Linked DNA regions of Homo sapiens: regions 2 and 3 are each linked to region 1. A link is a loop called in an ENCODE intact Hi-C map of the cell type or tissue named here. Cell type or tissue: Caco-2. All regions are shown on one strand. Links, peaks and the distances in the headings refer to the core of each region. The heading gives the core; the rest is flanking DNA.

The links. Hi-C counts contacts between places; a loop is a spot of excess contacts. Peaks named below come from ENCODE experiments on the same cell type or tissue, not always from the same donor. Only the 100,000 strongest peaks of a DNase experiment are listed, where the experiment ranks them.
Region 2: it touches region 1 in a loop (4-fold over the local background); 3 of 110 quality-filtered maps call a loop at or near these places.
Region 3: it touches region 1 in a loop (9-fold over the local background); 2 of 110 quality-filtered maps call a loop at or near these places.

Annotation. Positions count from the first base shown.
Region 1 is chr13:73,134,410-73,145,317 of GRCh38, reverse strand. No RefSeq gene overlaps it. Among named protein-coding and RNA genes, the nearest start is that of KLF5, 81 kb to the right of the region's middle. In Caco-2, for the core only: no CTCF peak of the experiment used is centred there; DNase peaks (open chromatin) are centred at 5,877 and 6,517.
Region 2 is chr13:73,320,206-73,331,113 of GRCh38, reverse strand. No RefSeq gene overlaps it. Among named protein-coding and RNA genes, the nearest start is that of LINC00392, 240 kb to the left of the region's middle. In Caco-2, for the core only: no CTCF peak of the experiment used is centred there; DNase peaks (open chromatin) are centred at 4,205, 4,753 and 5,073.
Region 3 is chr13:73,036,644-73,047,551 of GRCh38, reverse strand. It overlaps the pseudogene PSMD10P3. Among named protein-coding and RNA genes, the nearest start is that of KLF5, 17 kb to the left of the region's middle. RefSeq lists enhancers at 8,794-9,624, 10,675-10,908. In Caco-2, for the core only: a CTCF peak has its summit at 7,929; a DNase peak (open chromatin) is centred at 6,051.

The DNA of each region.
Region 1 (10,908 bases), core at 2,047-10,046:
GAAAAATCACAAAAAAAGACTAAGAAGTAGAGTAGATTCTCAGGAAAACCAAATGAAGCATTTCCAGAAGAAGAAAGTGGTCAACAGTGTCAACATTGCCAAGAAATCAAATAATGTAAGAGCAGAAAAGTGAACACTAGAGTCAGCAATGTTCATTATCTGAGATTGATTTTTCAAAATCAAATGATGGCAGGCCTATTAGGTCCAGAGCCTTCTTTGAAGGACATAGAGATTTGCAGCTCAGAGTCCCTGCTTATCAGGAACTAATCATCTAGTTTACATGCAAAACCACAGAAACAGAGGAAATTGTGGAAACTCTCCCTCCTTCCTCCTTGATTAAAAAAAAATTATATAAATTCTACAGTGTGTGAGCCTAATAAATGGTACAAATATCTCAAGTTCTCTAGAATTAATACTATAGATCAGGAAAGTCATTCCTTTTCTGGAATCTACATTTTAAAATTATTAACACTCTGGAGTATTTCCAGTTAACATGGTCAAGTTAGAGAATAATTTACCATGTTAATATAAGAAGTAATTTAAGAATCTGGGTTGTATGTGGGTTAGTCAAGATAGCTATGATAGTATACATCAAATATTTGAGGAGCTTTGGTATAGAAAGATGATATTTCTTTTGTATTGTTCCTGAGGACAGACCAAAAACAAAGGGGCAGAAATTATCTGGGAGAGAGAGAAAACAAAGGAATGGGTTGGGGCCAGAGAAGGAAAGAAATTCTTATCAATAATAGCTGTCTAAAAATGCAGTGAGTTACCATGTGTGTTTTCCAACTTGGAAACCACTGGGCCACTGAGGAGAGAACCCCCTGGCGCCCGGCAGCCACTATGACCAGGCCCTTGTGGTCTGGGCCCTTCAGCACTTTGGCCTTACACCCTTCCCCATAACCTTGTCCTGCCCCAATCTCATGGACAGCCTGTGCAAGGGGGCTGGGCTTCATCAGGGGGTACAGCGTGGAGGAAGAGGCTTTTTGTAAAAGAAATTTCTGCACTTTGAAACTGTCCTCTAAGAGAATAAGCACTTCCTGTTCTTCCAGGTCCAGGTCCACCTCCTGTCCTGTGCCAGCGCCTGGGTGCCTCCCGTCCTTACCCCTCTCAACGTTTCTACCATCCAGCGTTGAGTGTGTATGTGTGTGTGTAACTCATAAATATACTCATAAGGGACACCTTAAAAAAAAAAAAGGAGAGGTCAAAGCAGAGGTTGAAGGGTAAGCGGCAGGGTGAAAAGTTGGGCTTGGGATCCTGCAAGATGCCTTCTAACCGCAAGATTCTGTGATTCCAGTTTAAAATGGTCCCTTTCTTCCAACATGGTCAAAAAAGTCTTGAAGAAGGGTTGGCCGGGCCTGGTGGCTCACGTCTGTAATCCCAGCACTTTGAAAGGCCAAAGCAGGCTGATCACTTGAGGTCAGGAGTTCAAGACCAGCCTGGCCAACATAGTGAAACCCCATCTCTAGTAAAAATACAAAAATTAGCTAGGCATGGTGGCACGTGCCTGTAATCCCAGCTACTCGAGAAACTGAGGCACGAGAATCACTTGAACCCAGGAGGCAGAGGTTGCAGTGAGCCAAGATCACGCCACTGCTCTCCAGCCTGGGCGACAGAGCAAGACTCCGTCTCAAAAAAAAAAAAAAAGAAGAAGGGTGATGTCCAATCTAGCCTTGGAAAATGATGAGGATTTTGATGGGTGAACAAGAGGAGGAAGGGCATTTTATGTAAGAGGATAATAGGCCTGTCTTGCCAGAGCTGACTGTTCACTAGAGGCTGGAAATTCATCAGAACCACACTGACAAAAGCTTTCTTTTGTTTTCTTTTTTCTGTTTTTTTGTTTGTTTGTTTGTTTGTTTGTGATGGAGTGTCACTCTGTCGCCCAAGCTGGAGTGCAGTAGTATGATCTCGGCTCACTGCAACCTCCACCTCCCAGGTTCAAGCGATTCTCCTGCGTCAGCCTTCCAAGCAGCTGGAATTACAGGCATGCGCCACCATGCCCAGCTAATTTTTGTATTTTTAGTAGAGATGGGGTTTCACCATGTTGGCCAGGCTAGTCTCAAACTCCTGACCTCAAGTGATCCTCCTGCTTTGGCCTCCCAAAGTGGTGGGATTACAGGCGTAAGCCACCATGCCCAGCCGACAAAACTTTCAATGCCTGGATGAGAAATCTCAGCAAAATCTTTTAGGTGACAAGGAGTTATTGAAGACATTTGTGGAAGAAAATGTTAATACAATTCAATTATGCAGAGTTTCAAGGAAGATTGTTCTGGCATGTACATGGGAGGGACTAGCAATAAGTGAGACTGAAAAATAGCAGGGGATTATTAGGAGGGATAAGAAGATAAGACTGGCTGGGTGTGGTGGCTCACACCTGTAATCCCAGCACTTTGGGAGGCTGAGGCGAGTAGATCACCTGAGGTCGGGAGTTCAAGACCAGCCTGACCAACATGGAGAAACCCTGTCTCTACTAAAAACACAAAATTAGCCAGGCATAGTGGCGCATGCCTGTAATCCCAGCTACTCAGGAGACTGAGGCAGGAGAATTGCTTGAACCCAGGAGGCGGAGGTTGCAGTGAGCAGAGATCGCACCGTTGCACTACAGCCTGGGCAACAAGAGCAAAACTCCATCTCAAAAAAAAAAAAGAAAGAAAAGAAAAGAAGACCTCAAACTCAGGGAACGGGGAAAAATGAATAAAGCTTAAAATGAGGAAAACTTTGGGAAAGAGGAATCCACAGCACTCGGTGACTGGTTATATTGGGAAAGAGGCAGAGGGAAAAATCAGATGAGTGAATGAATGAAAAGATTTGAGTCCGAGTAAAAGGGACAGAGAGAGAAGTGCCATTAAAACAACAAGGTCGGGAGTCTAACCTGAGAGGCAAGTCATGCCCCTCGATGTGGGAAGCCAGGCTAAGGAGAACCCTGGCCAAGACACTGTCTCGGAGTCGCATAGTGTCTCACTAGCATCCAGTGGAATATTACCAGCTGCTATCTCGGAGGAAATTGGGCTCCTTGCTTTTCTAAATGAGCCAAGCTGTTGTGTTGGCAACCAACACACATGACAGGCACTTAGCCAAGCAGAAAGCAACAGGTTTAAAACATGTGAGTGTGTAGATAAACCATCTCCAGCCCTTAAATCCCTGCTAAAGGGAATTCACAGAGCCAGATGAAAAAGAAAACTCCCCATACTCCTAATGCTGTCTGATAGAAAAACATGTATAAATCTATGATGAGATTTACTTTCTGGCTGAGAAATAGGGCAGAGAGGAATACTTTAAAGCAAAGGCATTTTTTTTTTTTGAGGTAATACTTGAGATAATATTAGGGGAAAAACTCTTCAACAACTTAAGCCCAGGCTATGTAGAAAAAGTAAATATAGATGCAGAGCAGGTGAATTTGAACAATGTGGAGAACTAGACTGGATCATTCAAGCTCCTAAAGCTGCTTTTTTCTCTACAGTGGTTAGTTTCATTTTGTTTCAATTTGTTTTTGCTTGGATTATCCGGACAATTGCCTCAACTCTCCATTTCACTCTGTTTCTATAGACATAGTCCTCTAAGTGTTCTATTTTTATCTTGCTTGAATAAGGAATGAATACAATGGAGCTCATTGAAATGAACCTCACTGAAAGGATTAAGCCAGTTGAAAGGATTTGTTTCCTGCACATCCTATATTTTCCATGATGCAGAAAAATGAGCAATTCTCTGCCCTTGGTCTGCCCTCTCCATTAACAATGCTTCCCTCCTCGGAGGCAAGGGTAAAGCAGAAAGCAACATTTGGACAAATATTCATGTCGATAAGAACAAAATGAAACAACAGCAGCCTGGGAAAGCATATCTAATTGACTAAGTCATGCAACCCCAGTCCCTGGCTCTCGAAGTTCCCTGGAAGGCTGAGCAGGGTTTCCCCTGCATGGTAGCTTTTCCTAAACAAATCTGAAAATCAATGATTCCCTTCAGTTCTCTGGGTCAACACAGACTACAGCCAGAGGTTCTGAGCTGGAGGTGTTTGTGTCGTGAGCTCTGGATACAAATGGAGGTCAGTGGCTAGAAATGGCTAGAAGCTTTGGGAGGCAGTTTTCTTCCTTAGCTGTCTTTTGGCCTGGTGACCTTCGGCTTTGGTTTTCCTCTCCTTACAAAACCCACTCTTCCTTTTAAATAAGCTTAAGACAACCCAGGTGCTTCTTAAATATTGTTTCACAGAAAAGAAGCATTTTTCTATTTATAGGAAGAGAAAAGGTGTTGTGAAAGGACTGAACAGCTTCCAGCTGCTGTTGAGGAAGGGAGGCAAGGTGCAGGATGGGGACTTCCCCCCTCCAGACTCTCGTCCCTGGGACTGGACTCCTCCATGGAGCTGAAAATTCCAACTCAGAGAGAATGCTCTGTCCCTGCCTTACTGCCAGAGTGTGAACTGAGACTAAACACACACGAATCACTTTAAGATCTTGGAATCCCTGTTACTTAAAGATGGGAGAGACTGAGGCACTCTGGGTTTATGACCTCCCAGCTAAAAGACTTTCTGCCACAGATTTTATATCCAGCAGCCATTTCAGAATGGTTTAAAGCAGGCAATATGGTTGGGAGGTCAGGCACATGGCTTGTCCCAAAGCTGAGTTTTCACAGCAATCACACTGTTTTTATTTAGATTGGATTTTACAATCAACAAAACTTGCAAAAATCCCTAAAGATGCCTTTACTTAAAATTCATATAAGAGAATACTGCCGGGCACAGTGGCTCATGCCTGTATTCCCAATATTTTGGGAGGCCAAGGCAGGAGGATTGCTTGAGGCCAGGAGTTCAAGACCAGCCTGTCAAACATAGTAAGACCCCATCTCTATTTTAAAAAAGAAAAAAAGGCCAGGCACAGTGGCTCATGCCTGTAATCCCAGCACATTGGGAGGCCAAAGCGGGCAGATCACCTGAGGTCAGGAGTTCAAAACCAGCGTGACCAATATGATGAAACTCTGTCTTTACTAAAAATACAAAAATTAGCCTAGTGTAGTGGCATGTGCCTGTAATCCCAGCTACTCGAGAGGCTGAGACAGGAGAATAGCTTGAACCTGGGAGGCAGAGGTTGCAGTGAGCCAAGATTGAGCCATTGCATTCCAACCTGAGCAACAAGAGCAAAACTCCATCTCCAAAAAAAAAAAAAGGCCACATACAGTGGCTCATGCCTATTATCCCAGCACTTTGGGAGGCCAAGGCAGGAGGATCGATTGAGCCCAGGAGTTCAAGACCAGCCTGGGCATCATAGTGAGACACAGTCTCATTTAAAAAAAAAAAAAAAGAAAGAAAGAAAGAAAAAGAAAAAAAAGATCAAGAATATACCAATAGTCCATATTAGTAATTATGATGATTGTTGTTATTGTTATGACTACTATGGGGAGGGGGGTTACAAAGCTGACTGAGTACGGGTTAAAGCCTTCCCAAGCCACAGGTTATTACCCAAAAATAGAACATAAAGAAAAATCCTTATGAAATGGTGCCCAGATTCCATTTAAAGACGTGTAGGCCAGGTGCTGTGGCTCACGCCTGTAAATCCTAGCACTTTGGGAGGCCAAGGCAGGTGTATCACTCACGATCAGGAGTCTGAGACCAGCCTGGACAACATGGTGAAGCCCGTTTCCACTAAAAATACAAAAATTAGCCAGGCTTGGTGGTGCACACCTGTAATTCCAACTACTCAAGAGGCTGAGGTAGGAGAATTACTTGAACCCAAGAGGCAGAGGTTGCAATGAGCCGAGATCGCACCACTGCACTCCAGCCTGGACGACAGAACGAGATTCCGTCTCAAAAAAAAAAAAAAAAAGAATAAAAGAAAGACAGGTAAACCTCAGAGAAATGACTGGGCTGGGAAGGAAGCAGCCTATTTATGACAGCCACGCACTTTACAAAAGCTCTCAGTGGGGGACGACAAGGCAAGCAAAGAAAGAACTTTCTTAAGTAAATATGAAATCAATTAAAGGAACAGATCCCTGGAAATAAATCATTTACAGAAACAGGTCCCACCTGTGGTTTCTAACACAAAATACACTGAATGCTCTACCTCAAGTCACTAAATGAAAACGGATTCCAAAGTAATTCAGTCTCTATACATGGTGAGTAAGAGGCGAGCTGCTAAAGCAAACCCTGCAAAACAAAGGTTTTCAAGATATCAAATCCATAGCCTTTCTTATCACAAAAGAGGTGAATGAATATGATGGTATTCTTACAGCATGTTTGCCATAGCATTTGTCAGGGAGTTATCCTGTGCAAAGGTAAGGTTTGGTATGCAGTGTCATTATTTTCCCACCTACTTCTGTCACAAGGTCTACTTAAAGGGCAGTTTCTTTCCTTAGTTCTTTAAATGCTTCCAAAAAGATATCTTAAGGTCAAGAAACTCCAGCAATGTGCAAATATCTTTCGGGAGTCGTCGATTTCCCCCTAGTACCATTAGGGGAAATGTTATTGTAGGCAGTCTACAGCAAGTTAATGGAGGGTCAAGTTTCTGTTTACTTTGGGACAGTATTAGTAATCGGAACCAGGAGGAAGGAGGCCTGGCGGCACAGGAGCACAGCATTCTTGGTCAGGCTGCCTTCGTTTGCTAGTTCGGATTCCAGAGTATGTTGAAATGATATTTCACATTCAATATTTGGAGAAAAAAACATATATATATATATTTACATACACACATACACACACACGCACATACACACACACATATATATAGTATCTATTTTGCTCTCCTTTCAAGACTTTTAGCCTTTCCACATTGGCAAAGGCTGGATTATAAGATTTGGATTCATTAGTGTTGCAACAACTCTGAGATTTGGTAGCTGAGGATTTTTTGTATTCTTTGCAAATTAGTCATAACGAGATGGGGTTTGATGACATTTTTCTCCTCAAACAGCCTCTTAGTAACCAAAGTTCAATAACAGATTAATACTCCTTTATCCAAACAAATTAAACAAATTCCGGAATATTTGGCTACATACTGGTACGTTCAACAAATATTTATTTGGTGCCGATCATGTACCTGGCACTAAGCAAGGCACTGAGGGGACAAAAGTGAACAAGACAAACTAGTGCTTATGAAGAGGCAGCAAGAGGAGTGTCTTTGCAGAGATGGAACAGTTCTATGTCCCAATTGCGGTGGATACATGAACCTGTACAAGGGGTACAAGATCGTAGAACCACACATATGTGCACACACACACTCACACATACACACAAGTGTATGTAAACTGGTGAAACATCAGAAAGGTCCTATAAGTCTAAACAATGGTATTATATCAATGTCGGTTTCTGAATTTTGATAATGTACAATAGTTATATAAAAATGTAATTCTTTTGAGAAACTAGATAAAGGGTACATAGAGGTATTTATATTATCATTTTAATTTCTTTTTTTTTTTTTTTTTGAGATAGAGTTTTGCTTTTGTCGCCCATGGCAATGTGCGACAAAGTGCAATGGCACAATCTCAGGTCACTGCAACCTCTGCCTCCTGGGTTCAAGCAATTCTTCTGCCTCAGCCTCCCGAGTAGCTGGGATTACAGGTACCGGCCACCATGCCTGGCTAATTTTTTGTATTTTTAGTACAGATGGGGTTTCACCATGTCGGCTAGGCTGGTCTTGAACTCCTGACCTCACTTCATCCACCTGCCTCAGTCTCCCAAAGTGCTGGGATTACAGGCGTGAGCCACCGCGCCCAGCCTATCATTTCAATTTCTTATGACCCTGAAGTTATTTCAAAATAAACTATTAATTTTTAAAAAGACTAGTCTTTGCTCTCACGGAGCTTGCATTCTAGTGGGAGAAACAGATAACTAACAAGTAGACAAAATAATCCCCAAATTACTTTATGTAGTGTGAAGAACATTGTTTAACAAGTGCCATGATATGAAATAATAAAAGATCCCATCCTTATCAAAGGACAATCAGAGAAGAGCTCTGTGAGGATAAGACATTCAAGCTGAGACCTAAAAAATAAGAAAGAGCCAGCCAGGCTTAGAGAGACGACCAGGAAACACAGAAGAACCTATCTAGTTTAAATCGTTAGAATGACCTTTGAAATTGTGACTTTATTAAGACAAAGTCTTGAAGGGTAGCCAGAGTTTGATGAGACGACCTTAGATTATTGGGAGGGTTGTGGTCCTAACAGAAAGCAAGAATATAAAAAGAATGCAAATACCTCTCGAGTACAATTGTCTTTAGCTCCAATAGAGTGCAGGACATTTAAGTGTCTTAAGAGTCAACAACATGCAAAATTCAATCAAGTGCTGAAAGCAGGTGGAGTAGATGGAAGAATTAGGAAACAGCTCTTGAAATCAGAGTTTAGGAATCTGAAACCACTCCTACTACAAATAGGATCACAGAGTCTCAGAGTCTTCAAGAGTGCATTTAGCCACACACATGCAGCTATGACTGTAGAGGAAAAAATATTTTGAGATATAATCTTGTCCACAGAGCATAAGCACCTTCCAGCCCTAAAAAAGTCTCCAATTATGTAGAGAAATGACCAAGCACAGTGGCTCATTCCTGTAATCGCAGCAATTTGGGAGGCTGAGGTGGGCCGATCGCTTGAGCCCAGAAGTTCAAGACCAGCCTGGGCAACATGGCAAAACCCATCTCTACTAAAAATACAAAAATTACCAGACATGTTCCTGTGTGCCTGTAGTCCCAGCTACTTGGGAGGCTGAGGTGGGATCACCTGAGCCTGGAGAGGCTGAGGCTGCAGTGAGCCATGTTCGTGCCACTGCCCTCCAGCCTGGGCACAGAATGAGATCCTGTCTCTAAATAAATAAATAAATAAATCATGCAACTGTAGCATTTAATAGGAAAATCACAAATATTAAATTATTTTTGTTTTTGTTTTTGTTGTTGTTTTGTTTTTTGAGATGGAGTCTCGATCAGCCACACAGGCTAGAGTGCAGTGGCACGACCTCGGCTCACTGCAACCACCGTCTCCTGGGTTCAAGCAATTCTCCAATCCCAGCCTCCAGAGTAGCTGGGATTACAGGCACCCGCCATCATGCCTGACTAATTTTTGTATTTTAGTAGAGATGGGGTTTCTTCATGTTGGCCAGGCTGGTCATGAACTCCTGACCTCAAGTGATCTGCCCACCTCAGCCTCCCAAATTGCTAGGATTACAGGCGTGAGCCACCATGCCCAGCCCAAATATTAAATTATAAATGCAGTTTTAAATGTTTAAAAGTCTTCATTTAACAAGCTTCATTTAAATTTCTATAAAAGTTATATAAGGCCGGGCACGGTGGCTCACGCCTGTAATCCCAGCACTTTGGGAAGCCAAGGCGGGCAGATCACCTGAGGTCAGGAGATCAAGACCAGCCTGGCCAACATGATGAAACCCCATCTCTACCAAAAATACAAAAATTAGCTGGGCATAGTGGCGGGCACCTGTAATCCCAGCTACTCAGGAGGCTGAGGCCGGAGAATCACTTGAACCTGGGAGGCAGAGGTTGCAGTGACCAGAGATTGTGCCACTGCACTCCAGCCTGGGCGACAAGAGTGAAACTCCGTCTCAAAAAATAATAATAATAAAATAAAGTGATATAAAATTTGCTAGTCTTTTAGTAGAATAAGATTTAGAAAGTTACATTAGCAAGGTGGCCAACCAGAAGCCATTAGTGCTTATTCCCATAGCAAAGCCAAAACAAAACAACAAATAAGTAACTATATTTTGATGAAAATAACTAAAGGAGAGTACCAGAGTATATCAAAGGAGTGGCAGAAACCCTGTAGAGCACAGAAACTCAGGATAGCCACATAAAGAATAGAAGGAAAGGCCGGGCGCCGTGGCTTATGCCTGTAATCCCAACACTTTGCGAGGCCAAGGCGGGCAGATCACCTGAGGTCAGGAGTTTGAGACCAGCCTGGCCAATATAGTGAAACCCTGTCTCTACTAAAAATACAAAAATTAGCCAGGCGTAGTGGCACACTGCTGCAGACCCAGCTACTCAGGAGGCTGAGACAGGAGAATCGCTTGAACCCGGGAGGCAGAGGTTGTAGTGAGCCAAGATTGCACCACTGCACTCCAGCCTGGGCAACAGAGTGAGACTCCATCTCAAAAAAAAAAAAAAAAAAAGAGTGGAAGGAAACATCCGACCTTCACCACCTCATCTACACCACTGCATCTACTTGAAACCAGAGCCACCACACCCTTCCTAACCAGTGCACTGTGACCCATCTGCAGATGAAAGTCTTTCTCTATGAAAGCCTTTCTCTATGAAAGCCACTCTGTAACATTTGGAAGATGTGATCCTTCCAGCAATGCATGGACATCAAAACAGGACATAAGAAACGTGAAAAAGCAAGGAAATATGATACCACCAAAGGAACATAAAAACTCTACAGTAATTGACCCCAAAGTAAAAGAAATTTATGAAGTGCTTGAAAAGAAATTCAAAATAATGATCTTAAGGAAATTCAGCAAGATACAAGAGAATACAGATAATTCAACAAAACCAGGAAAACAACTCATAATCTGAATGAGGAATTTAACAAAGAGATAGATATTATTATAAAAAGAACTGAACAGAAATCTTGGAGCTAAAGAATTCAATGAACAAATATAGGAAAACTTCAACAGCAGACTAGATTAAGCAGAAGAAAAAATCTCTGAACTTGAAGATACATCATTTGAAATTACCCAGTAGGAAAGGGAAAAAAAAAGAAAAAAGAATGACAAACAGTGAAGTCAGCCTATGGAACTTACAGGACACCATTAAGTGAGCAAGTATTTACATTATGGGACTTACAGGAGGAAATGAGATAAAGATAGGGACAGAATGCTTATTTAATGAAACGATTACAGAAGTTAAACTAAGCTTAAGGAAAAAACAGGTACTTATAATTAATAATTTAAATGTATAGTTTATAAATTTAATTTTAATATATTAGATATTA
Region 2 (10,908 bases), core at 1,203-9,202, 190 kb before region 1:
GAAAGTCAAATTTTCTTAAACTTTTAAACATTGTTTATGAAACTTATTTCATTAAATTCCCTTAAATAATTTAAGCTGCAATCACAGTTTAATAGGACTGATTCTTTGGACTACTTTAGATACTTTAAACAGACAAACCATATACAAAATAACAATTATAATACTTAAAGGAATATTATATTTAAATCTGTTATGAACTAGCAATACTATAGATTTAATTTCTGTCTTCATTTTTTTTTAACTTTTATTTTAGGTTCAGGGGAACATGTGCGGGTTATTTATATAGGTAAACTGCGTGTCATGGGGGTTTGGTGTACAGATAATTTCATTACCCAGGTAATAAGCATAGTACTTGATACGTATTTTTTTCTGATCGTCTCCCTCCTCCCAGCCTCCACCGTCAAGTAGGCACCAGTGTCTTTTGTTCCCCTCCTCATATCCATGTGTTCTTATTTAGCTCCCAGTTATAAGTGAGAACATGTGGTATTTGGTTTTCTGTTCCTGGTATTTGGTTTTCTGTTCCTGTGTTAGTTTGCTTAGGATCACAGCCTCCAGCTCTATCCATGTTGCTGCAAAGAACATAATCTTGTTCTTTTTTATGGCTATGTAGTATTCCATGGTGTACATGTACCACATTTTCTTTATCTAGTCTACTGTTGATGGGCATTTAGGTTGAGTCTATGTCTTTGCTATTGTGAATAGTGCTGCAATGAACATACACAGACATATGCAATTGTCTTTACAGTAAAACAATTTATATTTGTTTGGGTATATTCTCAATAATGGGAATATTGGGTCAAATGGTAGTTCTCTTTTAAGTTCTTTGAGGAATCGTCACAGTGCTTTTCACAATGGCTGAACTAATTTACACTTGCACCCGCAATGTATAAGCGTTCCATGTGGGTGTATCTCACAAGCTTTCTTCTCTAAGATCTAGCTACCTAAAAACAATTACCTCATATATTTCATTGAATTCCATGATTACTTATAGTGGAAAGGCTAAGTCAGTACCAGACACTCCATCATGGCTAGAAATAGCATTGAATGTAACAGAATGGAAGGGGCTAGGATAAGATGGGATATACAGCAGCATGTCTCTAGTAAAGGTAAATACTCTTTTGTAAAACCTTTATTTCAGTTGAATATGCCTGCATGTGTACTGGATATCAAAGTAAAATATATGAATATATTTTCTGTGCTTCAGAGTCAAAAAAAGTTTAAAAGTCATTGAACCAGATCAAAACACATGCCTTGATTTTTTAAATATAGAGTTGAATTCACCTCAGATACTGTCAATTCAGAAGATGGTTTTTCAAGATTAATATCTTTTCAACCTAATATTTATCCATTCTTTCACTAAAAATATTATAAGCTACTTAGATAATTTGACTTATTCTAAGTGTAAAGAAAGAGTTTTCATATAGGAGACTAAACCCATCACTCTCCTGCTTGTAATGTCTTTCAATGATTCTCTATCATCTAGACTAGTGCCTCTTACATTTTAGTATGTGTACGAATCACCTGGGGGTCCCATTGAAATGCAGATTCTGATTCAGTAGGTCTAGGTTAGAGCTTGAGGTTCTGCATCTCCAGCAAGTTCCTAGGTGATGCCAATGCTGCTGTTCTGTGGACTGCAGTGAGAGTAGCGAGACCTTAGAGCAGAGGCCAGCAAACTTTCATTATAAAGAGCCAAACAGTAAGTAGTAAAGCACCATATGCAGTCTCCGATGCTGCTGCTGCTTCTCCTTCTCTTCCTTCTTCTTCAAGCATATGTGAAAAACCTTTCTTTGCCCATTGGCCTTAACAAAACAGAATACTGACCTGTAGATTGTGCTTTGCTGACACCTGATTCACAACAGCCCTGGCCAACAGAAATACCATGCAAGTCACATGTGTAACTTTAAATTTCAAAGTAGCTACATTTAAAAAAATGTTTAAGGAACAAATATAATTATTATTAATAATGTATTTTATTTAGTCTAACATAGTCAAAATATTATTTTTCAACACATAATCAATATAAAATTATTAATTAGATATTTTACTTTTTTACACGAGTCTTTGAAAAACAATGAGTATTTGCCCCTTCCAGCACATTTTAATTTGGACTAACCACATTTCCAGTGCTCAATAGCTACCAGTTGCTGGTGGCTACTGTAATGGACATCGCAGATCTAGAAGAAAAAGTCTTTGGCATACGTTGTCCTTAATGATCTGTCCGGGCTCATCTTTCCAGCTTCACATCCTACATCTCACCCAAACACACTTGACATTCTCGTCACACTGTACTAATTCCACTTCTTAGTATGTCGTTCCTTCTACTTGGAACGGCTCATCTCACCTGTTGCCTACCTGAAAACTTTACTCACCCTTTCCCTAAATAGATGCAATTACAATAGGATTAAATGCATTAAAATGACACTAGATACTTACCAAAAAAAATTGTATCATGTTACAAAAATGAAAGCTGGTGCTAATTTTAAAATAAAGTATAAATTTTAAAATAAAAGTATGAATTTTTAAATAAAGTACTGAGAAACTGGTAAGTTAATTATATATTTTAATATCATATTAAAGTATTTCTATAATATTAATGTGTTCTAAGTGAAAGGCCTTTTTTTCTTTTGTAAAGCAGAATTTTTTTCCAAAAGCATTTGAAATATGTTTATTTATCACCATGTCGTCCATAAATATGTTTGATATTATTGCTTCTGTTTAACAATCATGAAACTAAGACTTTCAGGAGGTTAAATGACTTTGCCATGGGCTCAAAAGGTATATTAAAGATTTCATTTTTTCAGAAGTTCTTTGAAACTAGATAGTCCTTTACTACCTGGGGTAATAAAAGCAGTGACTTAAACGTTAAGATCAGCTGAGATAACTTCTAAGGTAAGAATAGTGGTATCGTCCAAAGGGTTTGCTACCCTCCAAAGGCTCTGATATCCTGTGTTTAATTCCACCTTTTGTCCCTGAGAGTGTGAGAAAGATACAAACTCACGAGACCTCAATTTCCTCACTATAAGGGATCACAGACCTCTCAGATTATAGGAATGACCAAATAATATGTTATAGTATGCAAAATTTTCCTCTAAGATTTTATTTCTATGACCTGAGCACATTTTTAATAAAGTCAGATCTTCATAAAACGGGACAATCTCTCCTCAGAGGTTCGGCTAGACCATGAGTTTCTCCTAGAATAAGTCAAAAGATGTACGTTGTGATCTGGGAATCATTTTAATCCTGTGAGCTTTGGCTAATACCAGTGGCACTCACCCCTGGCTGCATATTAGCATTTCTGGGACACTTTTAAAGGTGCCGATGCCCAACCAGTAATATTGCAATATCTGGGGTCAGGGGCAGGCATAGATAACTTTTCAAAGTTCCACCAGCCTTTCCCAGGTGATTCTATTGTGCATTCAGGCTGAGAACTGCTGGGTCCACCAGGCTCAGGTTCTTTGTTTGCAAAATAAGACTAATTCTTTGTTCATGGATTGTTGTAAGGATTAAAGAAGACAATGTGTTATATAAGCACCTGACATATTTGAGAAATTAAATAAGAATTCCTTCCCATCCTGAGGCTCCTCCAATGAATTCTCCTACTTTCTAATTGGTTGGATACTAGAGCTGTTTTCCTCTCAAATAGTATTTTTTTTTCAATAGGTTGGTTTGTTTGGTGCTTTCAGTTTAAACTGACCAGTAGCATTTGGCAGTGAATCAACCACAACCCACATGAGGAATATTATATATTTCCCACCTGCACTGTCAGTTGGGGAGCCTCCCTAAGCAGGGATAGGCTATTAAAAGACTCCCCTCCCTCCCCACTAGCTGGATAACCCCCAGAAAGACTTCTCCTCCCTCTTAAGAATATTATAACTTTTTTTTTTTTTTTGAGACTGAGTCTGTCTCTGTCACCCAGGCTGGAGTGCAATGGCACAATCTTGGCTCACTGCAACCTCTGCCTCCTGGGTTCAACCGATTCTCCTGCCTCAGCCTCCTGAGTAGCTGGGATTACAGGCATGCACCACCATGCCCAGCTAATTTTTGTATTTTTAGTAGAGACAGGGTTTCACCATGTTGGTCAGGCTGGTCTCGAACTCCTGACCTCATGATACACCCACCTCGGCTTCCCAAAGTGCTGGGATTACAGGCATGAGCCACTGTGCCCGGCCTATAACTTTTATTGATTTACGATGCATCATTCCTTCATCAGAATCTCCTGGGATGTCTTTAAAAGGCAGATTCCTGGGCCCCATTCTCAAGCTACCTAATCAGACTCTAGAATTGTGACCCTTGCAATTACCTTTTTAACAAGCTTCTCAGGTGGTCCTTCTGCACGCTAATATTTGGGGAACATTGACATGGAGGAAAGGGATAACTATAGATCCAGCCATCAAATTACTCAGGTTAATTTCCTACCTACTGCGATTTACTCAGAGACCAGAGAGGAAGGTAAAAATGTTGAAGCTGGGGCGGGGTCAGGGGGTGGTTCTTTTCTTTTTTGTTTCTTTTAACATCTAAATAGCTCTCTGCTTTCTAAAATGTTCTCTTGACCTTGAAAACTTTTTGCTCTCACAATGTCTTAGGGCTGGAAGGGCTCTTAAATATCATCTAATTCAATCCTTTGTTTTATGAGAAAGAAAGGGTGCAACTTTCCCAAAGTTACCAACCTGGTGTCACCATATATCGCAGGGTTAATAGCTATCTACTCTTCTTTTAAAAGATAAAAATGTTTGCACTGGTGGCTCCGTGAAGATCATAGCCCTACACTGGCCAGCATTTGTGCATACACAGCTTTGCCTATTAAAAAAAATCCATTAAAAACAATTCATCTTCCTGTTCTCTGAAATTTAAAAACATATCCCACTTCACAAATTAGAGGAACGGTCTCTAGTCAATGAAAACTTCACACAAGAGGGCAGATTTTAAATTATAACTGAACACAAAAAGAGGGTTATATGCTGGCTGTAACAGATTTGGAAATGATTTACTTTGAGACACATGAGACTGTAGGGCAAAAGCGCCTTGCATAAAGGTAAATGATTGTCAGAGCCAGGGACCTGCTAAGTCACAGTCCTACACAGGTGATACATTGTCCCAGCTAACTGACTCCTCGATGGGTGCAGAAAGTCAGCATGGAACATTATCTGCAAATTCAGAAGAATCAATTCAATGAGCAATGGAAACTGAGAACACCGTATCATTAGAATAATCCCTTTTACAGTCATAGCTTTGGAATTCACAAATGTACATTTACAGATACATGAAGCATTCTACTTGTTTACTTAACCTGGCTTCCTGCTATTATTGCTCTCATTTTTATTATGAAGTGTTTTTACGTTTCTGAAGCTTGATTCATTAAATAATTGCCATCCTCCTATCTGGGTCATTGGTCATATTTATCGCAAAAGAAAACTACAAATCATTATTCAAGAGCAAATTCCACATATTTTCCACGTCCTAAACTTTTCAACCTCTCTTCTTTTGCACTGAGGGGGATTCGTTCCAAGGAACAGCACATTCCCCAGAGGTAATCTGACCGGAGCAGGAGGGGAACAGGGTTGGTCCTCTACAGAGAAGTTCACAGTGTTTTTGCCATTTGCTGTCCTTCGTGTTAGGCTTTGTTTTCTAAACATCATTAAGAGGTTTTAAAAATAAACCTGTGGTGGAACTGGTTAAAAATCACCTTAATTCCTAAAGCGTGGGGAAAATTTACACACACACACACACACACACACACACAGAAACACACCTCTTCCTTTTCCTCTTCTTCACAGAATAAGCAGGTCATTGTTTTTGACTATTCATTTCACTGTAGAAGAAAACATAAATAAAATATAACGGGGTGAATGGATCACATCATTAACTTAAACTCCCCCATACTTGGGAAGAATATACAGTTCACAAAGTAATGAGGTGCCTGGAGTTTGTGCGTCGGAAGTGTTCCTGTTTATAACTTATGTACACAGCATTCTCCTTGGCTCTTTCTGTTTTGTTTTTTCCTTCTATTCTTTTTTTCCACTGCAGTCATGGTAGAGCCTAGATTCACTTTTTGTAATTGTGTTTCCTGAATTGCTAAGTAAGCTATTTTTAAAAACTCATATAAAATAAACAATTTCAAGAGTCTTAAAAGTCAAGGGCTATTTGATGTCCCTAAACGAATGGGAAGAAAAGACTCTTTCACCTTCTAAAATAATATTTTCCTAGAAAAATCAATGGGCTCAACAAGAGAGGGAGGAAAGGAAGAACCACTATTACCAAGGGCTTACTGCCAGGTATCGTGTTAGCTGCTTGAAGGATAGATCTCATTTTTTCTCACAACAACCTTCTAAGGTCAAAATTATTATCCCACTTAACAGAGAACAAAGACTCAGAACTGTTAAACGATTCACTGATATTATAAAACAGCAAATGGAGAGGATGGATTCAAATATAGACTGGCTTGACTGACTCAAGAGGTCGTGGGTTCTTTCCATACTGTTTGAAGATGAATCCTTTTTTCTTTGCAAAGATATCATAAGTTGTTTCCATTGTCTATGGGAATTTTTGTTGTTGTTGTTGTTGTTGTTGTTTGTTTTGGTTTGTTTGATTAAATTATGTTATCTGATCTGCCATCAGGAGAGAGATAATTAGAACCTTGGAATTGTGGTGCCCGAAAGCCCCACTAACATCTCTTCCGTGTCCACCTAAAATGTGGGTTATGATGATTTAATATCAACTGAGCCCAATTACTCCCAACTGTGAGGGAGAAAACTAAGCCATCCCAACTAAGACACATGCAGGGCCACTGAGACAGTCGACAAAGAGGGTGTGGGCTGAGCTTATGAGAGAAGGTGCAGAGTGATGTGTTGCGTGGATTCCTCTGGAAAGGTACCATGGGCCCTTTGTATCCTTAGAAACCTGCTCACATGCAGACACTGGGTGATATGTTGGGTAATTCCTGACCCTTGTTGCAGCTCAAAAAGCTGATGATGCTAGAAACTAGGATATCTCCCATCCAACATACAGGAGCCTCATGGAATCAGAGGCTATGGGAAGACACAGGGGAGCAGGCTCTGCTCTGCTAAAGAGAGGAAATCTTTAGACGCAAGCCATTCTTGCTTTTTGCTTTAACCACATCATAAAAGAGCATAAAAAAAATGGAAAACTAAGTCCTTTCACACCATTGTCGTTTCTCAGAATCCTTCCAGCATCCAGTATAAGTGTAATGAAAACAGTATAACCCCTCCAATGAGACTGACCTAGTTTTTTATCATTGATAAACAATTCACCAGTTCAATGAACCTCTCTGAGTCTCTGTGACCTCATTTGCAGAACAGGGATACTAATACCAACCTTACCACACCATTTCAGGGATTAGAGATAATGGAAGTCAAAACACCCAGAAGATCCTCAGGCATGAACCCTGCCATCATTGGCTGGTTATTTTAGCCCTAAATAGTACTCAGGTCTTAAACATTGATTCTAACAGCTTTCCCAAGGTAGATAGATCTTCTCTTAATATCCTTGATGGAAACAGTTTCAATACTTCCTTCTTTGAAAGACAGTCTGGGCCCATTATTTGATCTTTAAAGAAAATGATGAATTAATTGGTTAATGTTCAGCTCTTTGGAGAATTAGAAAACTGTCCCATAAGGTTGTTCAAACAGACTCAGATGGCAAGAAGTACAGATGAGTTTTGAGTTTGAGCAAGGTAGAATAAATGAGTTAGTGAAATGTTAAGGAGCAAACACCTAGGGCATGAAGCACATTAAATCTCTTGGGAAAAAAAATGCTTTTACCTTCACAAAGTAGCATGTTAATGCCACAATTATATTCACATGTGTTTAACTGTCCTGGCAAAATTTTTTGTTCACAGTTTGAGGTAATAAAAGTATTCGTTTTATACTTACTGAATAAATGATGTCTAAAATGAAAAGATTTTATTAAATAGTCAAAGATTGTCTTTGTTATTTGATTTTTAAGAAATTATTTTGCACCATGCCTGTCCTCCTGCTTTCCCCAACATAGCCACTCAAAAATTAGAAAATTTCCTCTCAGCAGCATCAGGTCTGTGGTTAAAAAATGACCTCAACAGATACCCTGTGCTGGTGCACAACTCATTTGGGTCCTGTGTTCCAATGAAAACACCATATGAAAGGGCTAAGTCAAGGGCATAAACAGTTAAATTCATCCATAACTAAACACATTTGTCAATTTCCAAGACAAGATAAATGTATGATCTTTGAAACCCAACTTAACCATGGGAAAAATGCTTCTGAGATAACATTAATGCCACGAAATGATAATTGGACCTAAAATACTAGAAATGGGTGAAAAATCTGAGCTGTCTGCAAATAAACAGTGGCTCTGTTTTCATCTTTTTCAGAAAATGAATTTAAGTTGAGGTGTACAAACACTTGAGAGAGAGACTAAAGTAGCTATCTCCAAAGAAGAAAATTATCACCCTGTTCAAGTCATTGAACAGCCTTAATTGTGCTCTTTAGACCCTGCTCACAAATATGACCCAAGAATACAGCTGGTATTGTGGGAATTAAAGAAGTATAACTAAAATTAGAAATTTGATTAGATTAATTTTTAATCTTTTTTTCATCATATAGTTTGGTTCTTGTGCAGGGAATAATTTGAAAGTTGACAAAGTAAGTAAAGCTTTGAATATTTACCCTTCACTTTCTATCAAAATTGCCAGTGGTAACAATTATATACAATTTGGAAATAGACAACTATACTAAGAAATTTCACTGCAGGTACTATATTCTACACCCAAACTGAATCAAATTTAAATTGCTTTGCTTAATAGGAGAAAAGAAACAAAAAGCAAAAGTTGATCAAATATTCCAAAGAATAAGCTGCTTCTGGAACACTCAGCTTTTCTTGTGTGGTTTTGGTCTTGGTTTTTGATGTATAATTTACAACAGTAAAATGTACAAATTTTTAGTATGCAGCTAGAGTAATTTTTAGCTAGGAACATACCCAGTAACTAAGAAATAGACTATTTTCATTACCTCAGAAAGATCACTAGGGCCCCTTCCTCATCAAGGAAGTTCTGTAATGTAACTGGCTTTTCTCTATATTTTCATTGATTCCTTTGCTTGAGAAATAAGTAAACACATGCTGAAGAGGCCTTCACTCAATAATTACTTGTAGCACACATTTAGAGTGCTAATCACTAGGAATCTAAACATAAAACAATGATAATTCCTCTTGCCTTCAAACTGTTCCCAGTCTTTTTAATTTTAGAATTCCAATGTATTATATTTCAATATTTAAAGTATACCTTCAGGCCGGCATGGTGTCTCACGCCTGTAATACCAGCACTTTGGGAGGCCGAGGCAGGTGGATCATCTGAGGTCAGGAGTCTGACACCAGCCTGACCAACATGGTGAAACCTATCTCTACTAAATACAAAAAATTAGCCAGGCATGGTAGCACATGCCTGTAATCCCAGCTACTTGGGAGGCTGAGGCAGGAGAATCGCTTGAACTCGGGAGATGGAGGTTGCAGTGAGCCAAGATTGCACCATTACACTCCAGCCTGGGCAACGGAGTGAAGCTCCATCTCAAAAAATAAAAATAAGTAAGTAATTTTAAAAAATAAAGTATACCTTCAGCAATGCAACAGATTCCTGGATCAGGTATCCTGCTGTAGATGATGGCTAGATGAACCACCAGAAATGTTGGTATCTATCCCAGAAACCACTCCATCTACCTTGGAAATGTACTACCTTTTTATTTTTTATTTTTTTAACATGCAAGGCTTTTCATTTGCAAGTGCTTTTTCTTTTCAACATCAGTGAGACCTACACTATTCTCCTATGCAGAATTTGCTCTGGCCTTCTTACATTTACTAATTTACATGTTTCCATATTTGCCCTTACCCAAATGAGTCATTCTTTCAATTGCTCCAGAAGCCATTTTCTGACTAAATGAATATACCCTCAGAGTTCACACATCAGAAGCTTATAAAATGGTAATAAAGAGGAACAGTAAATAAAATCACTTGCCAGTCCCACTGTCCCCATTTTAGATCCATAATCGCTTTTAGTAACTAGACGTGATTGCCTGGAATTACTGTCACGGCTCCATTATTTTCAGCCTTAGAATAATAATCTTCTCCGGAGTATTTTGATTTTGTTTGTTTAGTTTTAGTTCATTGTTCTTTTTCTCCCACCTTGAGTTCCATATTTGGTTTCCTTCTATTCTTGTAGAACTATGGATTTGCTTCTGATATGAGTTTGATGCCATTCAGTTTTTTTCCAAACAGGTTCATATTCATAATTTTTAACCCAGACTGTAATAATTTGAGCAAGTAGTGTTGCGAAAAGTATTTCTTTTTAAATATTTGGGAAAAGTTTAGGGGTTTTTTTCCATTTTATTATTCATTTCTAGTTAATAGTAACTAGACTTCAAATGTTCTCAATCCTTTTAATTTTAGAATTCCAATATATTATATTTCAATATTTAAAGCATACTTTCAGCAATGCAACAGATTCCTTGCATTCAGAAAGTGTGGTTCGTTTTTTAGGACTGTGTGTGCATGCATGTAAATGAACATATGATCAACTTTTGGAAGTATTTCACGAACACATGAAAAGGATGTGTAGTTTATTTTATTTCATATATAATGATAAGTTCAACTTCATTAATTGTATTGTTCAGATTCTGCATGCTTTTATTTTAGAGTAAGAGTTAATAAGAAAGTTCTGGGGAAATGGAAAGATTAAGTTATTATTTTTGTTAGTTTCTCTCTTATTTGTAAAGTTTCTCTATGTATGTTTTTCCCCACTGTTATCCAGTGAAAATTGAAATGAATACATTTTTGTTGATTCTACCTTTTATTAATCTATATATTTCCTCTTTCCATTAATGATTTTGTCTTACAAAATATTGTTACCCCGTTTTCTTTTTTGTT
Region 3 (10,908 bases), core at 1,611-9,610, 97 kb after region 1:
ACTGGTCTTCGAGGATTTGTATTTATAGAAGGTTGAAAGTTAACTTGAAGAAAACCCAGCACTAATCCACACAAGCAATTCCATCTCAGTTCAAACACATCCCTTTCCTCTGTCTTCATGGACTAGTCATTTCTCTGTCATGATGGCCTCGATGTCTTAGGTGCCACCACAGTTACCACAGTTATCAAACTTGTTTTTATTCTACACCCATGGTGCAGTTTCTGCCGTGTAGCACACTAAATGCTTTGAATGTATGAGAATGAAGACAACACACACACACACACACACACACACACACACACACACACACGAGGCTCCAGAGCTTTAAATGAAAATGTCAGAAAGAACATTACTGCCGTTATGTCTTTAAAAAATATTAGGATAGGCCGGGGGCGGTGGCTCATGCCTATAATCCCAGCACTTTGGGAGGCCAAGGCAGGTGGCTCACTTGAGGTCAGGAGTTTGAGACCAGCCTGGCCAACATGGTGAAACCCCATCTCCACTAAAAATACAAAAAAATTAGCTGGGAGTGGTAGTGGGCACTTGTAATCCCAGCTACTAAGGAAGCTGAGGCAGGGGAATCTCTTGAACCCGGGAGGCAGAGGTTGCAGTGAGCCAAAGTCATGCCATTGCACTCCAGCCTGGGCAACAAGAGTGATACTCCGTCACAAGAAAAAAAAAAAAAAGGCCGGGCGCGGTGGGTCACACCTGTAATCCCAGCACTTTAGGAGGCCAAGGCAGGCAGATCACGAGGTCATGAGATCGAGACCATCCTGGCTAACACAGTGAAACTGTGTCTGTACTAAAAATACAAAAAATTAGCCAGGTGTGGTGGCGGGAGCCTGTAGTCCCAGCTACTTGGGAGGCTGAGGCAGGAGAATTGCTTGAACCCGGGAGGCGGAGCTTGCAGTGAGCCGAGATGGCGCCACTGCACTCCAGCCTGGGCGACAGAGCAAGACTCTGTCTCAAAAAAAAAAAAAAAAAAAGGTAAACATAGTAGAGGCAGTGGTAATAATATGCACAATTCAAACAATAAAATATCAATTTTATTTTAATGTAGTTTTGATTAGGTGTTTTTTGTTTTTGTTTTTGTTTTTGTTTTTGAGATGAAGTCTCACTCTGTTGCCCAAGCTGGAGTGCAATGGTGCGATCTCGGCTCACTGCAACCTCCACCTCCCGGGTTCAAGCGATTCTCCTGCCTCAGCCTCCCAAGTAGCTGGGACTACAGGCATGTGCCACCATGACTGGGTAATTTTTGTATTTTTAGTAGAGACGAGGTTTCACTATGTTGGCCAGGCTGGTCTTGAACTCCTGACGTCGTGATCCGCCCGCCTTGGCCTCCCAAAGTGCTGGAATTACAGGCGTGAGCCACCGTGCCCAACCTGGGTTTAATTTTGAAAAGCCAAAAAACCTGCTGTCAAGGACCATGGGGTTTGATCTTAGTGGGGCCATCCCGACATCGCGCTCTGCAATGTGTTTGAGAAGGCAGATCTGAGGTAGCATGAAATAAAGACCCATGCCAGGCACCAGTTGGACTTTAAAGATATATCTTTCAAATGTGAAAAATACTAGATTCTTCTTTTTATGCCACCAGAACGTTTTGAGGAAATGGGATCCTTTTTTTTTTTTTTTTTTGTTTGAGACAGAGTCTTGCTCTGTCGCCCAGGCTGCAGTGCAGTGGTGCGATCTCGACTCACTGCAAGCTCCACCTCCTGGGTTCACGCCATTCTCCTGCCTCAGCCTCCCGAGTAGCTGGGACTACAGGCGTCTGCCACCACCCCCGGCTAATTTTTTTTTTTTTTTGTATTTTTAGTAGAGATGGGGTTTCACCATGTTCGGCAGGATGGTCTCGAACTCCTGACCTTGTGATCCGCCCCCCTCGGCCTCCCAAAGTGCTGGGATTACAGGTGTGAGCCACCGCGCCCGGCAGAAATGAGATCCTTAACACTGTTCACAACATTATTGTTGAGGTTTGGAATCCCAGACATAATGAGCAGGGTGGCCTAATGGCACGTGGCAACAGAAGACAGAGCACACACAAAGGATGATTGAAGAGATGCCGATGCAAATTGCCCACAGCGTGTATGTATGAGGGAGAAAGGAGTCATTGAAGATTTTCCTATGATAAAGTATTTTTAAAACAACCAACAGATACGTACTGGACTCCTATGAGTAAAAACACTGAGAGTCCAGACAAAAGCGAAGCTGCTTCAGTTGAATAGAATCCCATCTAGTTTAAGTTACAATATATACACATGCAAAATACAAAACTTTATCATGTCCCAAATGCATGGTGAACCAGGAAGAGAGAGATCACTGTGGACTTTGATACTTGGATTAACCCTTAAAGAAAGCGCAAGTCTCTGCAAACTGCAAAACGGTAGATAGGAGGAAAGCGGAGGGAATTCCGGGCAAGAACTAGCTTGGTGCTTAGGGTTCAACACAGATTACATAAATTGATGAGAACAATTAGCCCCTAAATGGATCAAATCAGATTTCTCCATGATGTGTAAATAATTTATGTAATAAAGTCCAGGAGAATTTCTAACATAATGGAAAGTCTTGTGAATCAGTGTGATCATAAAGTTAAAAGACATAGCCAGGTGCAGTGGCTCATGCTTGTAGTCCTGGCTACTTGGGAGGCTGAGGCAGGAGGATTGCTTGAGCCTATCAGGTTGAGGCTACAGTGAGCTGTGATCTCACCATTCTCTCCAGCCTGGGTGACAGAGTGAGACTCTATCCCCTGACAAAAAAAAAAAAGTTAAATGATAAGTGACCCCTCTACCCTCAAGTTCCCAAAATAGTAAGTGACTAGGAGAAATTATTTGCAGCAAAAGATTAATATTCACAATCACAAAAGACATTCTTTAAAAAGCTATTTAAAGAAAAAGATAAACTGGCCAGGCATAGTGGCTCACGCATGTAATCCCAGCACTTTGGGAGGCTGAGGCAGGTGGATCACCTGAGGTCAGGAGTTCGAGACCCGCCTGACCAACATGGAGAAACCCTGTCTCTACTAAAAATACAAAAATTAGCCGGGCGCAGTGGCTCACGCCTGTAATCCCAACACTTTGGGAGACTGAGGTGGGCAGATCACAAGGTCAAGAGATTGAAACCATCCTGGCCAACACGGTGAAACACCGTCTCTACTAAAAATACAAAAAAATTAGCTGGGTGTGGTGGCACATGCCTGTAATCCCAGCTACTAGGGAGGCTGAGGCAGGAGAATCACCTAAACCCAGGAGGTGGAGGTTGCAGTGAGCTGAGATCACGCCACTGCACTCCAGCCTGGTGACAGAACGAGACTCCATCTCAGGAAGAAAAAAAAAAATTAGCCAGGTGTGGTGGTGGGTGCCTGTAATCCCAGCTACTTGGGAGGCTGAGGCAGGAGAATTGTTTGAACCCAGGAGGCGGAGGCTGTGGTCAGCCAAGATCGTGCCATTGCACTCCAGCCTGGGCAACGAGCAAAACTCCATCTCAAAAAAAAAAAAAAAAAAAAAGATAATGCGACAAACAAAAAATTAGGCAATAGGAGTAAATAGGCAATTCACAAAAAAGACATACAAATGGCCAATAAACATAGGAAAAGATTTCCAACCCCCTGACTATGAGGAAAATGCAAATTAAAACAGTAATGGAATAGCATTTTGTTCAACTGATGTACAAAAATGAGAAAGATTCCAGGAGGATGTAGAGGAAACTGAAAGTCTCATAATGTCAGTAAAAATATAACTTCTTGTGGACTTTGTAAAATATATATCTGTACAGAGGGCAATTTCATGGATCTGTTAAATATAAAATTTCGGCTGGGTGTGGCGACTCACACCTTTAATCCTAGCACTTTGGGAGGCTGAGGTGGGTGAACTGCTTGAGCTCAGGAGTTTGAGACCAGCCTGAGCAACATGGGCAAAACCCCATCTTTACAAAAATAAAAAATAAAAAAATATATATATGCATACACACACACACACATAAAAGTGTCATACACTTTGACATTCCATTTTTAAGAATTTGTTCCTCAAAATTATTCAAATGTGCACAAAGATAGGCATAGCAGAATGTTTATTGCAGCACTGTTTGTCATAATGAAAAATCAGCAGCCATCTAAATATCCAACAGTAAGTATGTAATGATCAAGTAAATGATTAAGTAAACTCTAGTACATCCACACCATGTACTACTATTCAGCAATTTTTTTTTTGTTGGAGATGGAGTCTGGCTCTGTCACCAGGCTGGAGTGCAGTGGCGCGGTCTCGGCTCACTGCAACCCCCACCAGGCTGGAGTGCAGTGGTACACTCTTGGCTCACTGCAACCTCCGCCTCCCAGGTTCAAGCGATTCTCCTGCCTCTGCCTCCCAAGTAGCTGGGATTACGGGCACGCGCCACCACGCCCAGCTAATTTTTGTATTTTTAGTAGAGATGGAGTTTCACCATGTTGGCCAGGTTGGTCTTGAACTCCTGACCTCATGATCTGCCTGCCTCGGCCTCCCAAAGTGTTGGGATTACAGGCGTGAGCCACCGCACCTGGCCTATTCAGCAATTTTAACAGAATAAAGTGTCTATATCTGTACTGACACAAGAAGATCTCTAGGCTGGGCATGGTGGCTCACGCCTGTAATCCCAGCAGTTTCGGTGGCTGAGGCAAGAGGATTGCTTGAGGCCACAAGTTTGAGACCAGCCAGGCCAACATAGCAAGACCTTGTCTCTATTTTAAAAAATGAATAATAAGGCCAGGCGCGGTGGCTCACGCCTGTAATCCCAGCACTTTGGGAGGCCGAGGTGGGTGGATCACGAGATCAGGAGATCGAGACCATCCTGGCTAACATGGTGAAACTCTGTCTCTACTGAAAATACAAAAAATTAGCCAGGCGTGGTGGCAGGCGCCTGTAGTCCCAGCTACTCGGGAGGCTGAGGCAGGAGAATGGCATGAACCCGGGAGGCAGAGCTTGCAATGAGCAGAGACTGCGCCACTGCACTCCAGCCTGGGCGACAGAGCGAGACTCCATCTCAAAAAAAAAAAAAAAAAAAAAAGAATAATAAATTTTAAAACAATAATACAAATAAAATAAAATAAAGATACAAAGAGAAAGAGAGGCCTTGTGTTTACCTGTTTAAAAAATGTTAGAACCTCACAATAACTGAGTTTAGTTTCTTAATCTACTCCACATATGCTGTAAGATACAAAGCACTGGCAGCAGCTCCTGAAAAGGAACCAGCAGAATGATCAATGTGATGCTTGCTATGTAGCATTTTACAAAGTCAACTTATGAAAGAAAGTCTGATCCTTTCAATTTTCCTGCCCAATTATTTTCGGTTGATATGTCTCTGGAAAATCTCTATCCCTCTCACCATGAATATTTGATTAAGTCTATTCATTTTTTTCCTCCATAAAGCATCCTGGTTTACACTTCGCCTTGTTTGTTTGGTGAGGTGGTTGAATGCATTTGTTTGTATGATCCTGGTAATATGTCATCATTGGAGTTATAATATGTTAATTTTTCAGAAATTTACAAAAACTAAAGAGAGGATACTTAATACCAGTGCCACCTCAATTCAGTGATATCAGTATACAAACACACTGGCCATTGTGACATGTAGCAACAATCCAGTATGTTTAATGTTTAAGAAGCCAAGTCGGCTGGGTGCGGTGGCTCACACCTGTAATCCCAGCACTTTGGGAGGCTGAGGCAGGTAGATCACAAAGTCATGAGTTCGAGACCAGCCTGGCCAATATGGTAAAACCCTGTCTCTACTAAAAATACAAAAATTAGCCGGACGTGGTGTTGGACTCTTGTGGTCTCAGCTACTCGGGAGGCTGAGGCAGGAGAAGCGCTTGAACCTGGGAGGCGGAGATTGCAGTGAGCCAAGATCGTGCCACTGTACTCCAGCTTGGGTGACAGAGCAAGACTCCGTCAAAAAAAAAAAAAAAAAAAAAAAAAGAAGCCAAGTCACATTTTTTTTAAGATGGGATCTTTCTTTGGTATCTAAGCTGGCGTGCAGTGGCGCAATCATAGCTCACTGCAGCCTGGAACTCCTGGGCTCAAGCAATCCTCTTGCCTCAGCCTCCTGAGTGTAGCAAGGACTACAGGCGCATACCACTGCGTCTGGCTAATTTTTAAATTTTTTTGTAGAGACAAGGTCTGTCTTTGTTGCCCAGGCTGGCAAGTCACTTCATAGGAACTCATGTTTTGCAAAGATACAGGCAATAACACATTTTTTATGATAGCTTGGTAAATCTCTTAAAAGGGAGAGGTTTATGGCAGAAATGATAACGCTCTAACTACATGTGTGTGGTTAACTCTGTTTCAGCCATTCAAGTTAACTTCTACCTATATTTATGGGCTTGATTGCATAATGTATGAAGTTTGCAGGAAGTACCTGGAAGATAAGGTTACATAGACAAGTTATTTAAGTTTGAAAATAAACCACAGCTCATGCTGGGAAACTAGTTTATAGACAATTTTGTAACACAAGTGAATACGTCATTCATTTTCTTTTAATATTTTTCTTATCGCATAGTTAACATTAGGAGATTAATCATTGTTTGACTGTGCAGCATAGTAAGTTAACAGAAAAATGTAGCATCAGGGATTGATTAGCTGAAAAGTCAGTGAGTTACATTATAGAAGCGAAGATAAAGACTTGATGATATTTAAACCATCCAAACAAATGGATGATTTGCATATATGATGATGTCCCACTGGACAATGGTTTTCTTCATGAGCGTCATTCAGTAGTAAGACTCAGGTCTACTGACAAATATTGCTTGATCAACATATCATTTGCCGCAAGAAATGACCTTTTATGGTTAATGTGTAACTGATTACTGTTCTTCCTCTATAGTAGCCTACATTTTACAGCAGAGAAATACACTGTGTACACTTAGTGCCCTACAACACTAAAACATGTCAAATGGTGGTGGTATACCTTCATATATTATGATATTTGGCATTGTGCAATGGTTATGACACATTTGCAGTGCGTTCACCCTGTGTTTCAGCTCTTGTTATATGCAATAAAACTTTTGCCACAATATTTAGATACTTAGAAAAATCAAGACTATTTTTCTTACAAATTAAGAAAAGAAGAACTAAAATCTCTCATGGAGGCAATAGAGGTTTGAAAGATAATGTATGTAGAGGAAAAACTACTCCATTCTAATGAAAGCAAATTACCCTACAATCTTTGGTGTGGAAAATTAAAACTAATGACATGTTCACATTATAATGCAAAATTGCCTGTAACCTATTTTCCTAGCATGAGATGCAGCTTTTTTTCAAACGTAAATAATGTGTCCATTTAATAATTTACTCTTCTCCATTACTGCAAAGACAAAAAAAAAAAAAAAGCATTTACAATCGCCACCTTTCTATTCCATTAATTGTCAAGAACAATCCAAGAGAGTTCTGTTATTTTCCCTGTGATAATTTTAACAGATCGAACGATTTTTTTAAAACAGGTATTCATATATCTGAGGGCTCTATCTTTTTAAGTGAATGTAAGTAAAATGTGCCACCTTATTAAGTTGGAAATGACCTGTTATCTGTTATTTCTTGACCTTGCAGAGGTTTACAGTGACAAGTGAATTAACCAGGTGAGGGAGAGGGTTTGCTAGTGACTCAGTCACAGTCTATTGTGTGGGATGGCACCTAGCAAAGCATTTAGATTAGGCTGGGGAGGGAACAAAGCTAGGTACACTCTCTCCAGCTTCAGGTAAACAGGATTATTGTTTTCCATCCCTGCTGTTTGGAATGAATGCAATGCTGCAAAGCTAATTGCTGCCATAATTAGGAAAAAAAAACAAGAAGAAGAAGAAATGACTTGGAATGTGTTAATTCAGTATGCTTTAAACCTCAGAGATATCATTTTTCCTCATACACAGGCGAGGCTGGCTCTATTCATAGCTTTTTAAATGATAAGTTTAAATGTTAACATAATATTGAAAAAAATCCTTGGAAGGTAGCAGTTGGTAAGTACTTGGTGTATACAATGCTGAATGGTGGTCATTATTAGCATTGCAACCAGGTGAGTAGAAAAATCCCATTCTGGGACTTAATACCATGTACAGTAACAAATGCAATCAATTGAAATGTTCCTCTTAGAACAGGCCTTGCTGTGTGCCCAGTCTTTGCCACATACTATTTCATAAAGTATGCAACTTTCAAACCACCTCCACATAAGATTTCACTCTGCTGTTGAGAAATTCTTCCTCATGTCTAAGTAAATCACCCTATCTGCAGTTTAGCAATTCTGTTTCCTCACATCTTCAGCAACATCTAACATTCTGTATTAACATATGTCTTCAGCCGGGTAAAGTGGCTCACACCTGTAATCCCAGCACTTTGGGGGGCTGAGGCAGGTGGATCACAAGGTCAAGAGATCAAGACCATCCTGGCCAACATGGTGAAACCCCATCTGTACTAAAAATACAAAAATTAGCTGGGTGTGGTGGCATATGCCTGTTGTCCCAACTACTCAGGAGGCTGAGGCAGGAGAATCACCTGAACCTGGGAGCCGGAGGTTGCAGTGAGCCGAGGTCGCACCACTGTACTCCAGTCTGGTGACAGAGCAAGACTCCTTCTCAAAACAGAACAAAACAAAAAAACAAAAAACAAACAAAAACAAAAACAAACAAACAAAAACATATATATATATATATATATATATATATATACATGTAAGAAGAGAGATATATATATCTCTCTTCTTACGACAAAAAACTCAGCCTAATACCACAAAATGAACATAGCAGAACTGAAAAAAAATTTCTGTCTCCATATGGTACTCATGTACTCTAATTGGACTGTTGGTTGCAAATTTAAAAATAAAATTTGGGAATCAGAAATTGTTTGAGTTGTGGATTCCTACGTGCTGTTTCTAAATGTAAAGTCTTCGTAAAACGGCCTCCTGAGCTGCCAGCATAATTATGGTGAACAGGTTAGTAAGGACATCTCAGTTAAGGCTCTGCATGTTGTTCTGTGCTTTATAGGGAAAATTAAGCATTTTTGAGATTTAAATCTTATTCTTCATAAGATAACTTTTTTGACCTACATGAACATTAATGAAAGCACTAATAATTATAGCTTTTTGCTGCTTGGCCTAAAACAATCTTTCTACTATAATTAGATTTGAAGGGGAACTAGGAAAGACTTTCCATAAAATGCTGTCACAAATTCCCTCCAAAACTGCTTGCCTGTAATTAAGGTGCATTTACAGATCTGATATTCCTTAAAAGAAACATTAACATCACAAAGACCAATCATTCATGGTCAACAAAGGGGATTCAGATTCTCTGATCAAAGCAGTAATCTCTTTTACAGTTGTTACTTTTGAAGTATCTTCAAACAGAACAAACACACATTGACTAGGTAAACAGGTATAGCTGTGGGCTAATTTGCTGTTTCCAGGATTAGACTGTTTTCCCACAAGACCCAAACATAGTAAGGTATAGCCTGTTTTCCATTCCAAACCCTAAACTGCTGATGCTAAGGAGTAATGTTAAAAGGGAAAAGTCCCAAATATGGTTTTTACTATTAAAACTATAAGGTCATCATATATATCATATATTTATTTCTTTATTTTTATTTATTTATTTTTTTGAGACGGAATTTCGCTCTTGTTGCCCAGGCTGGAGTGCAATGGCATGATCTTCATTCACTGTAACCTCTGCCTCCCAGGTTCAAGCGATTCTCCTGCCTCAGCTTCCCAAGTAGGTGGGATTACAGGCATATGCCACCACGCCTGGCTAATTTTGTATTTTTACTAGAGATGGGGTTTCACTGTGTTGGTCGGGCTGTCTCAAACTCCTGACCTCAGGTGAGATCCACCCACCTTGGCCTCCCAAAGTGCTGGGATTACAGGCGTGAGCCACCGCGCCCGGCTGGTCATCTTATATTTTTAATATAACCTTTCCTTTTTCTCAAAATTGCTTGTTTTAAAAAATGTCAGCAAGCTTTTAAAATGATAAACGGCAGAAAAATACACATTACAGGTGGTTAAGTGAAAGAGTACTGAATTTGGATTGCGAAAATTTGAATTTGAGTTTCACCTTTCTCTAGCTGTAAGGCATTGAGTACATTCCTTAACAACTCAAGACCTTTCCCTGAAAATGTAAAATCGGGATAATAGCACATCCCTAACTAGGCTGTTTGTGAAGGTCACATAATGGACACACCAGGACAGGAGTAGGCCCATTTTAAAAATTAAAGCATTATCCAAATAGGCAGTTTGGAGATTTAAATAAGAATATATGGGTTTTTTTATTTTTGTTTTTGTTTTATTGTTGTTGGTTGGTTTTTTGTTGATGTTGGTTGGTTGGTTGTCGTTGTTGCTGTTTTTGAGACAGGGTCTTACTCCATCCCCTAGGCTGGAGCGCAGGGGTCAGGTGTGATCATGGCTCACTGCAGCCTTGACCTCCTGGGCTCAAGTGATTCTCCTGCCTCAGCCTCCTGAGTAGCTGGGACTATAGGCATGTGCCACTATGACCAGCTAATTTTTTTGTTTTTGGGTTTGTGTGTGTTTTTTTTCTTGTTTACCAGTTTATTATAAAGGACATTATAAAGGTATAGATGAATGGGCAGCTGAAGAGGTACATAGGGTGAGGTCCAGAAGGGTCCCGAGCATAGGAGCTTCTGTTCCCATGAAGTTGGGGTGCACCACTCTTCTGGCATGTGGATGTGTCACCAACCTAGATGCTCACAAAACCCCTTGGCTGCTGCCTAGTGCAATGCTGTAGCCTCATAATGTCCTTAGCATGAGGATTAGCCCTGCCTTCTAGTAACATGACAGCAATCTCATGCCTATTTTTGGAAGCTGCATAATGTAGGGGAGTACAGTCATTTTGATGGACAGCATTCACTTGAGCACCTTTTCCCAGAAGGGCTTTTACAATCTCATCCCGGCCAGCAG